Linked DNA regions of Homo sapiens: all the other regions are linked to region 1. A link is a contact called in ENCODE Hi-C or POLR2A ChIA-PET data. All regions are on one chromosome and are shown on one strand. The core of a region is the stretch at or near the end of the contact, and the rest is flanking DNA. Distances in the headings are between cores, read along the strand shown.

Evidence for each region. A loop is a pair of places that touch in the nucleus more often than their neighbours do. ChIA-PET counts read pairs that join two places held with the same protein, here RNA polymerase II (POLR2A). Pooled maps may share reads with other maps.
Region 2: a map of PC-9 shows a loop between it and region 1 (14-fold over the local background). The contact joins two enhancer-like sites. A Hi-C loop is called at or near these places in 1 of 168 maps with a recorded cell type or tissue (PC-9), 6 of 37 single-sample maps with no recorded cell type and 9 of 50 pooled maps. POLR2A ChIA-PET finds 5 or more read pairs at or near these places in 1 of 52 experiments (GM12878).
Region 3: a map with no recorded cell type shows a loop between it and region 1 (6-fold over the local background). The contact joins two enhancer-like sites. A Hi-C loop is called at or near these places in 1 of 37 single-sample maps with no recorded cell type and 6 of 50 pooled maps. POLR2A ChIA-PET finds 5 or more read pairs at or near these places in 1 of 52 experiments (AG04450).
Region 4: a map of CD14-positive monocyte shows a loop between it and region 1 (2.0-fold over the local background). The contact joins two enhancer-like sites. A Hi-C loop is called at or near these places in 6 of 168 maps with a recorded cell type or tissue (CD14-positive monocyte, Caco-2, GM12878 and 2 more), 2 of 37 single-sample maps with no recorded cell type and 8 of 50 pooled maps. POLR2A ChIA-PET finds 5 or more read pairs at or near these places in 4 of 52 experiments (BJ, OCI-LY7, RWPE1 and 1 more).

Annotation. Positions count from the first base shown.
Region 1 is chr6:11,142,292-11,145,739 of GRCh38, forward strand. No RefSeq gene overlaps it. Among named protein-coding and RNA genes, the nearest start is that of ERVFRD-1, 32 kb to the left of the region's middle. RefSeq lists an enhancer at 2,134-2,183. Within about 2 kb of position 1,605, at least 4 of the 41 ENCODE cell types and tissues checked have a DNase peak (open chromatin) inside an H3K27ac peak, as active enhancers do; they include CD14-positive monocyte, where a contact is called at or near this core.
Region 2 is chr6:11,388,328-11,391,365 of GRCh38, forward strand. No RefSeq gene overlaps it. Among named protein-coding and RNA genes, the nearest start is that of TMEM170B, 150 kb to the right of the region's middle. Within about 2 kb of position 1,769, at least 8 of the 41 ENCODE cell types and tissues checked have a DNase peak (open chromatin) inside an H3K27ac peak, as active enhancers do.
Region 3 is chr6:11,275,969-11,279,100 of GRCh38, forward strand. It overlaps a transcript of NEDD9 not described here. Among named protein-coding and RNA genes, the nearest start is that of NEDD9, 45 kb to the left of the region's middle. RefSeq lists a silencer at 1,428-1,722 and enhancers at 1,620-1,689, 1,790-1,839, 1,850-1,949. Within about 2 kb of position 1,808, at least 15 of the 41 ENCODE cell types and tissues checked have a DNase peak (open chromatin) inside an H3K27ac peak, as active enhancers do.
Region 4 is chr6:11,329,132-11,332,447 of GRCh38, forward strand. The region is part of intron 5 of LOC105374925 (a long non-coding RNA gene); the gene reads left to right. It also overlaps a transcript of NEDD9 not described here. Among named protein-coding and RNA genes, the nearest start is that of NEDD9, 98 kb to the left of the region's middle. Within about 2 kb of position 1,445, at least 6 of the 41 ENCODE cell types and tissues checked have a DNase peak (open chromatin) inside an H3K27ac peak, as active enhancers do; they include CD14-positive monocyte, where a contact is called at or near this core.

The DNA of each region.
Region 1 (3,448 bases), core at 355-2,854:
GATGTTGCTTGGATCCGACTTTCGAAGAAATTGTGCCAACAGGAGGCTATTGCAGTAGTTTATGCAAAAGATGACATGAGTCTGCAAGGCTGGTGGTAGTGGGGACAAATTGAAGAGATACTGATGGGAGTCAATTTGACAGGTTTTGATAATTGGTTAGATACAGGAAGTGAAAGACAAGGATTAGTCAATGGTGAATCACTGCTGGACACTGGGGTGGAATGTATTTGAGGGGACAGTTTGGGCATAATCCCAGGTGCGCGTAAGACCAGTGGAAATGGCCAATCCAGATCTTAGGATCTCAGTCAGAAGAACTGAGATCCCATCCAAATGCTATAACTTGACAGTTGGAAATTTATTTAACCTCCCTGTTTCCTGGTCTGCTAAATGGGAATGATAATATCTATCTCATAGGATTAATTTTTAAAATACCCATCAAGCATATTAATATATAGTAAGAAATCAGTAACTTCACTGTCCCCCTCCCTTCTCCTTATTCATCTTTTTAAGTGTAGAAACCTTCTTCTTCTTCTTCTTCCTCTTCCTCTTCCTCCTCCTCCTCCTCTTCTTCTTCTTCATCTTCTCCCTCTCCTTCTTTCTTCTTCTTCTTCTTCTTTTTTTTTTTTTTTTGAGACAGTCTCGCTCTTTTGTTCAGGCTGGAGTACGGTGGCATAATCTCAGCTGACTGCAACCTCCGCCTCCCGGGTTCAAGCAATTCTCCTGCCTCAGCCTCCCAAATAGCTGGGACTACAGGCTGCACCACCACGCCCAGCTAATATTTGTATTTTTAGTAGAGATGGGGTTTTACCATGTTGGCCAGGCTGGTCTTGAAATCCTGACCTCAGGTGATCCACCCACCTTGGCCTCCCGAAGTGCCGGGATTACAGGCAGGAGCCACTGTGCCTGGCTCCATATTTCTATCTCTTGAGCCAACTGCCTTCTCAGTCAGTTAAACACTGGTTAAACTCAGCATCTGCAAGGTCAAGCTTATGACTTTCTCCAAACCTGGTGTTCCTCCAGTGTCCCTATCCAGTGGCTTAAGTCGTCAGCCTGGGTATCATTCTTGATACTCTCTGATGTCCTATATCCAGCACATCATCAGGTCTTGTTGATTTTTCTTCTGAAGTAGCTCTTGAAACCATATACTTTCTTCCATTTTCTTATTACTGTCTGTAGGCCAGGTAATGTAGTGGTCATAAAATTAGACATAAATTGTGGTCTGTGAAATTAGACTTCTGTATGCCTCTTTTTTCATCTGTAAAATGGGTATTAATAGTAGTACCTATCTCATAGGGCTTTTGTAAGGCTTAAATGAGTCAATACACAAAGCATCTAGAAGTGTGCCCAGCATATATCGGTTATTCCCTACCATGATAATGCTCACTTGGGCCACTGCAGTAGTGGCTGTTTCAAATCACTACAGCCCATCTTTAGTATTTTCTCTTATCGTTACCGAGAATGAGCTTTTCACAACTCAAATTTGTCTTCTTGCTTAGAACATGTGAATAGGTTCCCATTGCTCCTAGAAAAAAGGTAGAAAAGCTTCGACATGCCGGTGACATGCTGCACGGCTTCATTTGCTGCCTCGTCATCCTCTTACTCTACATGCTCATGGCCACATGAGTCATCGTTCAGTTGCGCAAACATGCTGTCCTCACTCAGACATCCCCACCCTACTCACTGGATCCTTCCACTGGCCGTGCCCCTCACTCACAAACTTGCCTTCTCTCTCCTTATCTTCCAGTCCTTCTTTCAATTTCAGCACACAAATCACTTTCTCAGGGAAGTGTTCTTTGAACACAGCCCCCTTTCCAGACAAAGAGTTTGTCTGGAAAGACAAACTGTCACAGAGAAGTCTTCCTTTCCCTCAGTGGCCTGATCCCAGACAAGAATTGAACATTTGTTGGTGGATTTTTTTAAATTAAGTGCCACCATTCCCACTATGTTGAATTAATTAAACAATATTTCAATATAAAGTAGAACTTATATCAAAATAACATTTTAGCCTGCAATCTTTTTATTGGAATCTGAGAGTGTAAAATATAAAAGATGCCTTATTCCTGCCTAATGAGAATCTCCTGAAAGTGGCGATTTTCTTTAATCAGCAAACACAAAAGTGTATGTTAATGAGATACATATTTTTCAAGCCCCCTAATTCTGCATCTTCTGTGTCCATTTCACTCCTTCATCTCTTCTGCAAAGGTCAAAGGATCCTGTCCAGTGCTGCTGGAACAGCAGCTTGTGACCACGAGGTGGCGACAGTTTTCAAGAGTTGGCAGGTGAGGACGCCTTCTATTCCGGTCTGGTCAGGGGTGTGCTCCTTTAGAAGGGTGTCACTGGATGGAAATTTGTTTGGTAATTATGTGGCACCCTGTTTTGTGTCATAGGCATTTTACCTAGCCTTCTTTACCTAAAGCGGCTGGGGCGAGCATAGAAGCTGTTGATCAAACTGGAGCACTTGAGAGTGAATGGGAGGAGAGTGGACTATACATCATTGGGCCAGGACAACAGATACAAACCAGGATTGTTCTGGCCACACAGGGGCATCTTTTTTCTCCCTCTAAAGCCAAGTCAGGGGACAATATTTACAGTCTCTCTGACACCTACTGATGAAGGCTTGAAGTTGGAGAGAAAAGGAGCGCTCCCAAATAGCATTTGAATTTTATCTCCCTGTGTAGAACTCCAGAAAGCAAATCATTTCAGAAAATGAGTGAGGAGAGGATGATTGATTCAAAGGCTCACATATTTATTTGTTGGAGTCAGAGAAACCCTACCTTTGGTGAGATGTTTTGAAAATAATAAAGTTTATTTTTTTTTTTTAATTTTGTTTTGAGACGGAGTCTTGTTCTGTGCCCAGGCTGGAGTACAGTGGTGTGATCCTGGCTCACTGCAACCTCCACCTCCCAGGTTCAAGTGATTCTCCTGCCCCAGCCTCCAGAGTAGCTGGGACTATAGGCATGAGCCACCACTCCTGGCTAATTTTTGTATTTTTAGTAGAGATGAGGTTTCACCATATTGGCCAGGCTGGTCTCGAACTCCTGACCTCAGGTGATCTGCCTGCCTCGGCCTTGCAAAGTGCTGGGATTACAGGCGTGAGCCACTGTGCCCGGCCTAAAATAGTAAAGCTTTGTGTTGAAGTACCTCTCATTTGCAAACTCCTTTCGCGTATACTGCCTTCATTGAACTTCACAGCTCTGTGAGGGGTAAGGAAGGAAGGAAAAGTCTTATCCTTACTTCACGGGTAAAGAAATTGAAGTGCAATTTCTTGGCCATGGATGTGATAAGTGCAAACCCTGGGCTTCTGCCTTGTTGCTTAGAGAAGGGGAGATACTTAAAGCATTCAAATCACTGTATGTCATTCAGCACAAAGGAAAATGAACGCATATTCAAATGCAAACACAAGATGAAACCCTAATTTATATGAGCATACCTGGCTGGATAAACTAAT
Region 2 (3,038 bases), core at 519-3,018, 250 kb after region 1:
GGAAGACACTAATCTAATCTGCACTAATGAAGGGTCTGCACCCATGACCCAAACACCTTCAATCCAGCCCCACTTTCAACATTGGGGGTTAAATTTCAGCATGAGATTTGGAGGGACAAACATCCAAACTATTGTCTTTTGCCTGTCTGTTCTCCCAGTCATTACCCATGTCATTACCGTATTCTCAGTCCCTCTGCCCCAAAACACTGCAGATCTTTTCCCCACTGCATCTTCAATCCAACCAGTCACCATATTCTGTGTTGTTGTCTTTTTAAATTAAATCTCAAATCCAATCTTGTTGACGCATTCAGTTCCCTCTCTGTGTGTCCCTTGCCACTTTCTTAGTTTAGACGTTAATTGCTCAGACTGTTACAACAATTCCTAGCTGTGAGGTCCTCTTCTAGCCTCTATAGAACACTGTTAGGAACACGGTAGGTGCTATGGTTCAGATTTTTGTGTCCCCCCCAAAATTCATATGTTGGAACCTAATTCTTAAGGTGTTATTATTAGGAAGTGGGGCATTTGAGAGGTGATTAGGAGATGAGGACAGTGTCCTGATGAATGGAATTAGTCCCCTTATAAAAGAGGCCTGAAGGAGTCTTTTGCTCCTCTCACCACATGCAGACCCAGCTGGAAGGCACTATCTATGAGGAAGAGGGACCTCAGCAGACACTGAATCTGCTGGCGCCTTGATCTTAGACTTCCAGCCTCCACTACTGGGAGCAATCACTTTCTGTTGTTTGTAAGTTACTCAGTCCTAGTTATTTGGTATAGCAGCCTGAATGGGCCAATACACCAGGTCCTCAGGAGATATTAATTGAATGAACATCTTCAAAATATTAGATACTTCCATAGACAAACTTCATATCTTCTCATGTTCACTTTCTGCTTAAAGACTTTTGCCAACTTCCTGTTGCCTACAAAATAGAATTGAAATGACTGTGCTGGTGAATGGCAGTCCACTCTTCTCTTTACATTCTCTCCTGCCTTGTCCACCTCTGCAGTGCCCTTCACCTTCCCATCACATCAAACTGTGATTCACCCTTGGGCCCCACACATGTTCATGCTCCTGCTTTCTCTGGATAAGTTCATCCCATTTAAACCAGGGGCCAGCCTTCTCGTCCCATACTTCCATTTGTCTCAGTCCATTTGTGTTGCTATAAAGAAATACCTGAGTCTGCTAATTTATTAAACATTGAGGCTGCTCTCGGTCCCCTCCTATTCCATAATTTCTCATGGTTATGGCATGTAAAGGCTGTTCCCCTGCCTAGAATGCCCTTTCTCCTTGTCTTTCTGGCAACCCCTTGGTATCCCCTGGACAGAGTCTTCCTTTCCTCCTTCACTGTCACCAGGCCCTCTATTAATCACATAATGTCACAATAGTGTATCTCCATTCCCTGGACTTTGAGGCTCCAGAGGGCAGGGAACTGTTGTTTATTCATTCTGGAGACCAAACTAAACATTTTACAAAGTAGTCCATGGAGGTCTCTTATCAGAATCACCTATGAGGCTGGTTAAATGTAGATTCCCAGGCTCTGTGACTCAACTGCAAATTCTGTTTGTCTTGGTCGTGGGACTGTCCTAGGCAAATCTTACGGACATGAATGTTTGAGAACACTTCTACAGCATCCAACAAATATTTGATGAATAAAAACTTGATTAAAAAAGTACTGAGATCCCTGCTCCTAAAATTCTGCTCTATTTCCTTCATTCCTCTGGGGTGTAGTTTGGCTGGGGACAGGCCCAGGTATTTGGCTCAGTCATAGATCAAAGTGACCTAAATGGGAAACAGCTGTGCGTTATTCCCCAACCATGTCACGCAAGTACCTATTGTCCTGTCCAAAACGCCAAATTAGGTTTAGGGCCATTCAAATTCCGGAAGATGGTTGGCTGTGATAAGAACTAACAAATTCTTGCTCAAGTGGAAACTGGTTTTGCAGGGCATACTCTGCATTTTTAACTCACTAAAGCCAAGTTCTTAAGTTTAAGTGGTTCGTAAGTATCTTCTAATGAGCTGCACGGTTCCATTTGCTGTGCCTATCATCGGTATTGATAACTCTAGTATCAGCTAGTAGCCCTCACCTGTTGACACTGAGTGGATTGTGAATGAGCTTTTTTAGACTTTAGATGAGACTGCTGGGAGACTGTAATGATAGGCAAGCCTTGTTTTGGCCACAAACTCTCTAAAATGTCCTTTTTAATCTTGAGCTCTAGCAACACAATTTTGAGATCTGTCATAATGCACCATACCAGAACCCACGAAGACTTTACAAAACATACATCATCTGAATGACCTCAAGACTACACGACAACACATATTTGTTGTATTTGTTATTTACCAAATATGTATGTATTATGTATCATTACTTACCAACCAATGAAATCTTTTCTTTTTTTTTTTTTCTTTCTTTTTTTTTTTTTTGAGACAGAATCTTGCAGAATCTTGCTCTGTTGCCAGGCTGGAGTGCAGTGGCATGATCTCTGCTCACTGCAACCTCCGCCTCCCAGTTCAAGTGATTCTCCTGCCTCAGACTCCCGAGTAGCTGGGATTACAGGTGCAAGCCACCATGCCCGGCTAATTTTTTTGTATTTTTTAGTAGAGATGGGGTTTCACCATATTAGCCAGGATGGTCTTGAACTCCTGACCTCGTGATCCACCCGGCTTGGCTTCCCAAAGTGCTGGGACTACAGGCTTGAGCCATCACGCCCGGCCAATGAAATCTTTTAAAAATTCCATATAGATGCCGCAGTTCCACTTCGGGATATATATATCCTAAGGACTTGAAATTATGTTGAAGAGATATCTGTACTCCCATGTTTACTGCAGCACTGTTTATAATAGCTAAAATAGGAAATTTTCCTGTGTCCATCAGTGAACGAATGGATAAAGAAAATGTGGTATATACACACAATGGAATACAATTTAGCCTTAAAAAGAAAGAAATCCTATAATTTGCAACAACAGGGATGGATATGGAAGACATTATGCTAAGTGAAATAAGCCAGGCACAGAAAGACAAATACTGCCTGCTCTCACT
Region 3 (3,132 bases), core at 558-3,057, 130 kb after region 1:
CTACTTTAGATAATCACTACTTTAAAGTGTTTTAATCATAAGAAATCATCTCAAGACATCATTAGATACTGATGGATCAATCTATAGTAAATTTGTGGAGATGTCATAAATTCAAAATTTCAAACAATACGCTAGATTTGGAAGTGGGAGACATCTTTCAGTTGTGCAAACAGAAACAGAGATAGATTAAGAAATCTAATTAAAACCTCCACCAATACCAATTAAAATGGAAATTACCTGGGAGAAAATGAGTCTTGATTAAGAGAAATGCCTGTGTTACAGATTTTTAAATGCAAGTTAATTATTATTATTTAGCTACTACTTAATTGGCATTCATTCTATGCTAGCCTGCATTATTGGCTCTGTGTGTGTGTGCATGTATGTGTGCATGCGTGTGTGTGCACCTGTGCACGTGTGTGTGTGCGTGCATGTGTGTGTGCACGTGTGTGTGCGCACGCGCACACATGCTGAGTCTTCTCTCCTTATCTAAAATGTAAGTTCCTTGAGGGTAGGGATTGATGGAATTCCTAGGGCCTAGAACAGGGGTTTGCAGGGAGTGGGTACACAGAGGGTGCTGCTGTTGCTGCTACTCACGCTTTTGGCCCACCTGAACCCAAATCAGTGCTTAAAATTCTGCCAAGTCAAACCTCATTAGGATTTTTTTTAACTTCAAACCCAGCTCTTTCTGGAGGTCCTGGTTCCCTGATTCTGATGCTTTTGCAGAAGGGCATCTGAGTACCAGAGGGGAACAGGATTGGTTCCACCTTCTCTCTTTACTCAGGAGAGCACAGTAGTAACATGTGCCAGGCTTCCAAGGGAAAACAGAGCCAAATAGTGGCCATTATTATAGCATAATGCATATGTGATGGGAAAGAGGGATTCAAAGGAATTTGGAAGGAACATAATGGAGGAACAAGGATGAATAGTTCAATTAGATCCTGGCAAAGGAATAGCTCTTTGGTTACAGGATCTGGAAACAAACAAACAAACAAACAAACAAACTAGTGATGGAAATGAAAATAGAGTCACTGCAGAGTTTCCAAGGCAGCGAAGCAAGTGTACCAGCACAGTACAAGAGGGCTCTGATGCCCGGGGGGTGCATCTGGAAGTGACTAATTTTCATTTGTAATATGGTGCAGTGGCAAAGCATGGGGCGGAACTATCACGCTGCAAAGACATCCACTGGGAAAGCCACCAGCCACTCTGAGCAATGTCTCTTGTCCTTACACTTAAAATGGAAGCTGCTGGAAGAAAAGGGTTTCTGCCTCTACTTACACCACTGAGTACTTGATAGGTAGTGAGACTATGGTTTTGGAGAGCAAATGTAAACACAGCCAAGAATGGCTACTTAAGTCAATAGTGGGAGGTTGGAAGAATGAAGCTTTTATTAGACAAAAGGTCAACATTCATGAGTGAGAAGAGAGAGGTGGCGTTTGGGGGTGGGGAAGTGGTGGAGGAAGAAATTCCAAAGCATGTTACAAATGGGGCTCAGGAATGTGTTTCAATTAGCAAAGGAAGTGAGCTAGGAGGTCTGAGTTCTGACAGGCATGGGCAGGGGGTGGAAAAGAGACAGAGGCCAGCTGGTGAGAAAAGGCTCAGAGAGCAGCGCGAACTAGTCCACAGGGATGAGGCACGTTGCCCTCAGCCCTGAGATTCTCAAGGAGGCTAGGACATCTTAAAAAATTGGACTTTTGCCCATAGCAGTGTTGAACCATCTCAGTTTGGTGCTAAAGGTCTGTGGTGGAGGCACATTTCTTCCAGCATGTGGGAACTTGAGGGGCAATTCTCTTTCTGATTCTACAGCGGATGTTGTGTAGCGTTCACCCACTCTAGGGCAATAGGGACTTTCTTTGGTGACTTCCCAGCTACGGAATGATTAGTAATAGCTAACTCGGCTGGTTCTTCTCCATTTGCCTGCCTCCCACCCACCCAGATTCATTCTCTTTCTTCCTTTGCCTTGCCTTGCCTCTTGAGAAGCTGAGCCTGAGGGCCACTTCTTTTCCACTCCCTGGCTTCTCACTGGATCCAGCCAGCGGGAGGGAGGCTCCTGCAAGAGGTCGGAGGCTGGAGGGAGAATGGGAGTCGGGTGCTTCCTCTCTGCTGCCTCCCTGCTTCTCTCCACAGCCTCAGCTTTCCCTGGGATCTCATAACACATCTTCTTCCCCTCCCGCTTCCTGTCCAGGCTAGTCAAGCTTCTCACTCGCCAGCCTCTGGGAACCACAGTAGCCTTGAATTGCGCTCTTTTCCCAGTTCGCACCTCTGCCTCTCCTCCTTGTTCATCTGAAGCGAATTCTGTACCCTGCCAGACCCTGCCTGTAACGCTGACTGTGCTGAGTGTTGTGACGTGCCAGACCCTGTCCCCAGCCCTCTCTGTGCACTGACTCACTGAGTCCTTCCAACACTTATAGATGAGGCTGGTGTTCAAAAAGGTTAAGATACTTGCTCGAGGCCACAGAGTTGAGGTTTGAACCTAGGTAATTGAGCTCTAGACCCCAAACACTTAACCACTGGTCCTTTCTACCTCTCTCCTAGCTTGAGGTCACATTGCTGAGGTACAGCTAAGAATGAGAAAGTTGCAGATTCGAAGAGCTCAAAATACATGCCAAAGGTTTATACACTAAAGCTTATTTGTAGGAAAATCTCTCAGATCATATTAACTCTTATTTTGTGCACAATTCTAACAGATAAGATACTGGATTTCCCATCTCAGTGGTTCTCAGCCTTGGCTACTCAACACAGTCACCTGGGGAGTTGCAAACTGTCCTCTTGCCTAGGCCAGTGAAAACACAATTCTGGAGATGGGACCCAGGAGATTTCAGCATGCTGCCAACATTCAGAACCACTGTCCTAGCCCACAGCGGCAATTACTAGAAGGCAGGGATTACAGATGGACAGGTCGGGAGATGTAAGTAAAGAGTAGCAGCTGACAGCTACACAAAGGGAGGATAAAGAGTTAAAAAAAAAAAGCAGGGGGAAAAAGGTTCTGATCTGGGTTCATTTAATGTCTGGGCAAACTACCCCTAGGTCTGCAGACATCTTATTATTTTTATTATTACATTATACTCATTATTCTGAGCCAGTTAAAAAATAGAAATATTGTCAATATACTTGATTGAAGTAAAGGCAATAGAT
Region 4 (3,316 bases), core at 195-2,694, 190 kb after region 1:
GAGGGCCCTAAGACAAATGCACAAATATGGCCTAGCACATGTCAAACACCCGTGCAAGGGCAAACATCTTTATGACTTTGGTCCTGGGAAGAGAGACCCGGCTTGGGATTAGAAATTACAGCTGACAAGCTGCTGATGAGGCAGTAATGACATTCAGCGTGGGAATGGTCACTTTGGGAACTGGGAGCTTAGCACACTAGGCTCCAAGTCTCAGAGTGAAGCCCGGGGCAACTCCTTCACCTTGGCTGGAATAAGTTAACTCACCCCACAACCTGTCCCCCAGGACCTTTCTCTGCCTTCCTTTGGGGTTATAGGCTTCCCTGCAGTTCTTTAGGGTTTTGACGCACAGGACAATTTAACATCAAGGGAATGCCCAAGTTGGGGGAAGAATATCTTTCTTGGCTATAAATGTTACTCTGAAATTCTTCTCAACTGTAATGTTTTAAGAGCACTTACAATGTGCCTGACCTGCCCTGTGCAATGTCCCTCCCCTCTTAGAGCTTACAACTCATAAGCACGCTTGCAGATGTCCTCCCTGATCCCCAGAGCTCCAGCCAACTTCAGTGTAGGGGTCCCCTAGGGGACATTTAGCAATGTCTCGAGATGTTTTTTGACTGCCACAACTGGGTGGGGGGGGCGGTGGCTGTTACTGGCATGTAGGGGATAGAGACCAGGGAGGCTTCTAAACATCCTATAATGCACAGGACATCCCCACCCCCAACAAAGAAGAATCCAGTCCAAGATGGCAATAGTGCTAAGCCTGAGCAACCCTGCACTGGGGAGGGCCTTGCCTTTGCATAAGCCAAGAAGGAAATTACTTAGATTTGCACCATCCAATGGGGAGCTTCCTGTGAGACCAGAAATGATCAGTATCTGTGCTGTCCGATGTGGGAGCTACCAGCCACATGTGGTTATTGAGTGGGTCAAACGTGGCCAGTGTGACTGAGGTAGTGAGTTTTTTATTTTATGTAATTTTAATTAATTAAATTGTAATCGTCCCATGCAACTGGTAGCTACTCTGTTAGGCAGCACGAGTCCATACAGCGGGAGCTTAGATGCACTGAGATCACCTGCCCCCTAGTCAGATGTCCTTTCCACTGGTTTATGACTGAGAATCCAAAGTTAGACACTCCTTCTTTAGCTAAGACTTTAACCCGTGTTGGTATGACATTATCTGTGGGAGGGAGAAGACCTTTAACTTGTAAAGAGCTGTTGCTAATTTAATATGACTAACGGATCTGAAAGATATTTTGGCGGGAACAGAGAGCACTAAGAGGCCTAGGGTAAAAAACAGGACCCCGTGAGAATGACCAGGGGGTAAGCTTGGGGAGGGGCTAACTAGGATACACTGGGGGAGGTGGAGACATAGGCTAGACGTAGCAAAGGCAACCAGTGCTTTCTTTCCTCATATACACTCTGCTGAGACTGGAAGCCAATCACTCAGCATTCTCATCAGACTCATGTCTGTGAAAACCAGAGCCAAAGAGTGCCAGGAAAGACAAGGTCCGTGACAAAGGGCAGCCTGTTTCCTGCTTTTTCTCTTCCTCCTTGTGGCTTTTAGTCTAAGTCCCCAAGCACTGAAATATTTTGGTGCCTCCTCCCATATATAAACCCAGATTAAAGCAATACTAAACCACAAAACATAAAATGATTTCTTTTTATCAGTTATAAAATTCTGGATAAGTCCATGAAAGCCTCATTGTTCTGACTTTGGCTGGCACCCCAAGCAAGTAAGCACCTTGTTGTTAACCTAGCACTGCTTTAGGGTCTGAGTATTAGGGCTGTTTTCTCCGTAATCCGTTGTTTATCTAGTCTATTGTGCAAATTTTCACAAATGGAATATTGTGTAGATACTCTACTCTACAGACTCTAGAGAAGAAAGTCAGCAACCTCACCTGGTAAGCTCCACCTACCCATGTTTCTAGAGAGGGGAAAAAATAGCTGAAACAAATCAAACCAAACCCAAAATGCTCTTTTCCTCAATGTTCTGCAGGGCTCAAATGTGAGCTTCTGGTAGTATCGGCTTTGGTGATCTCCATGGGGAACAGTGGAGACTGATCTCAAACAGTGAGTTCACCAGAATTATGGCAGTGAAGGGGAACTGCGGTATAAGAATTGCTAAAAAGATAAAAATTGTTCTGTCCAGAGAGACGCAAGTTGAGAGAGATGTAGGGCTGAGAGAATAGATAGTTGTGAGCATTTACTCCTCCACAAATCATGAGTTTTTCTGAAGCAACAGGGTGAGGCGGGGGTGGGGGGTGTGGACAGGAAGGTAGATAAATTTAAAACAGTAAAATAGTAAAAGGAAGTATTATATAAAACAGTGTGGCGGTGGTGGGAGTGGGGAGGAGATATGACTTAAGAATTTTTTATCCCAACGCTAAAGGGTGCAAAAATAAAAGGGTTCAAAAAATGTTTAAATGTAAAATGACAGTTCCATAACAAATTATTGACTGGAGGAAACTGAAGATGTTTAAAGCTAATCTCATGAGATTAGCATAGGAGGTGCTCCATCTCCTTCCAAAAACGACCCCTTGCCATTCTCCAAAATGCAACACTTAGACCTGCCTGATCATGAATCTTTGGGTTTATTTCATATGGCCACACTTGTTGTGGAATAAGGTCAATTAAACCTCACGGGTAAGTTTGCAATTAACTGACATTTGACATAAGCAGCTTTTACGGGTTGGTGCTGAAACAGGCTGAGAAACACAATCCCTCCCTGGGTAGAACTAGGAGCTTTCCTGTGGCAGCAGCAAGCCCAGACATACAGAGGGCTGGAGGGGAGCTGTAGTTCAAATGCAGTAATAGCTGTTTTTAAACTGATCCGCTCTAAGTCTTTGAGTGCAATGGCTGATTATTGGGTCAACAAACATGAAAAGCATTGTCATTGGCCCAAGTTTGAACCAGAAGCAACATGTCTTTCATGAGCATTTAGGATGAAAGATGTAAGATTAGAAAAAAATGTTGGTAACAGTGAGCATCATTTGAGGGTCTTTGTAATGTGTGTTTTGCCCTAAGAGGAAAAGTAAGGCAAGATCTATGAAATGTCCTTGATCTTTTTGCAACCTAGAGTTGTAGGCCCTGCATTACCTTCATGTTTCCATTTCAAGAACTGCCAGGTTTGTTTTCCAATGAAACTTTCAACTGTCAGCTTAATAAGACTGTGACCATGTGGTGCAGTGAACAATGGTTCAAGGACTACTTCACTGAGTGTGAATTTGACTACATTATGCCTATTCTTAAAATCCTTAAAATTCATCAATGGTTCTCCATTACCTCCAAGACTGGGAGTTTCCTTGCTAGGATGTACCAC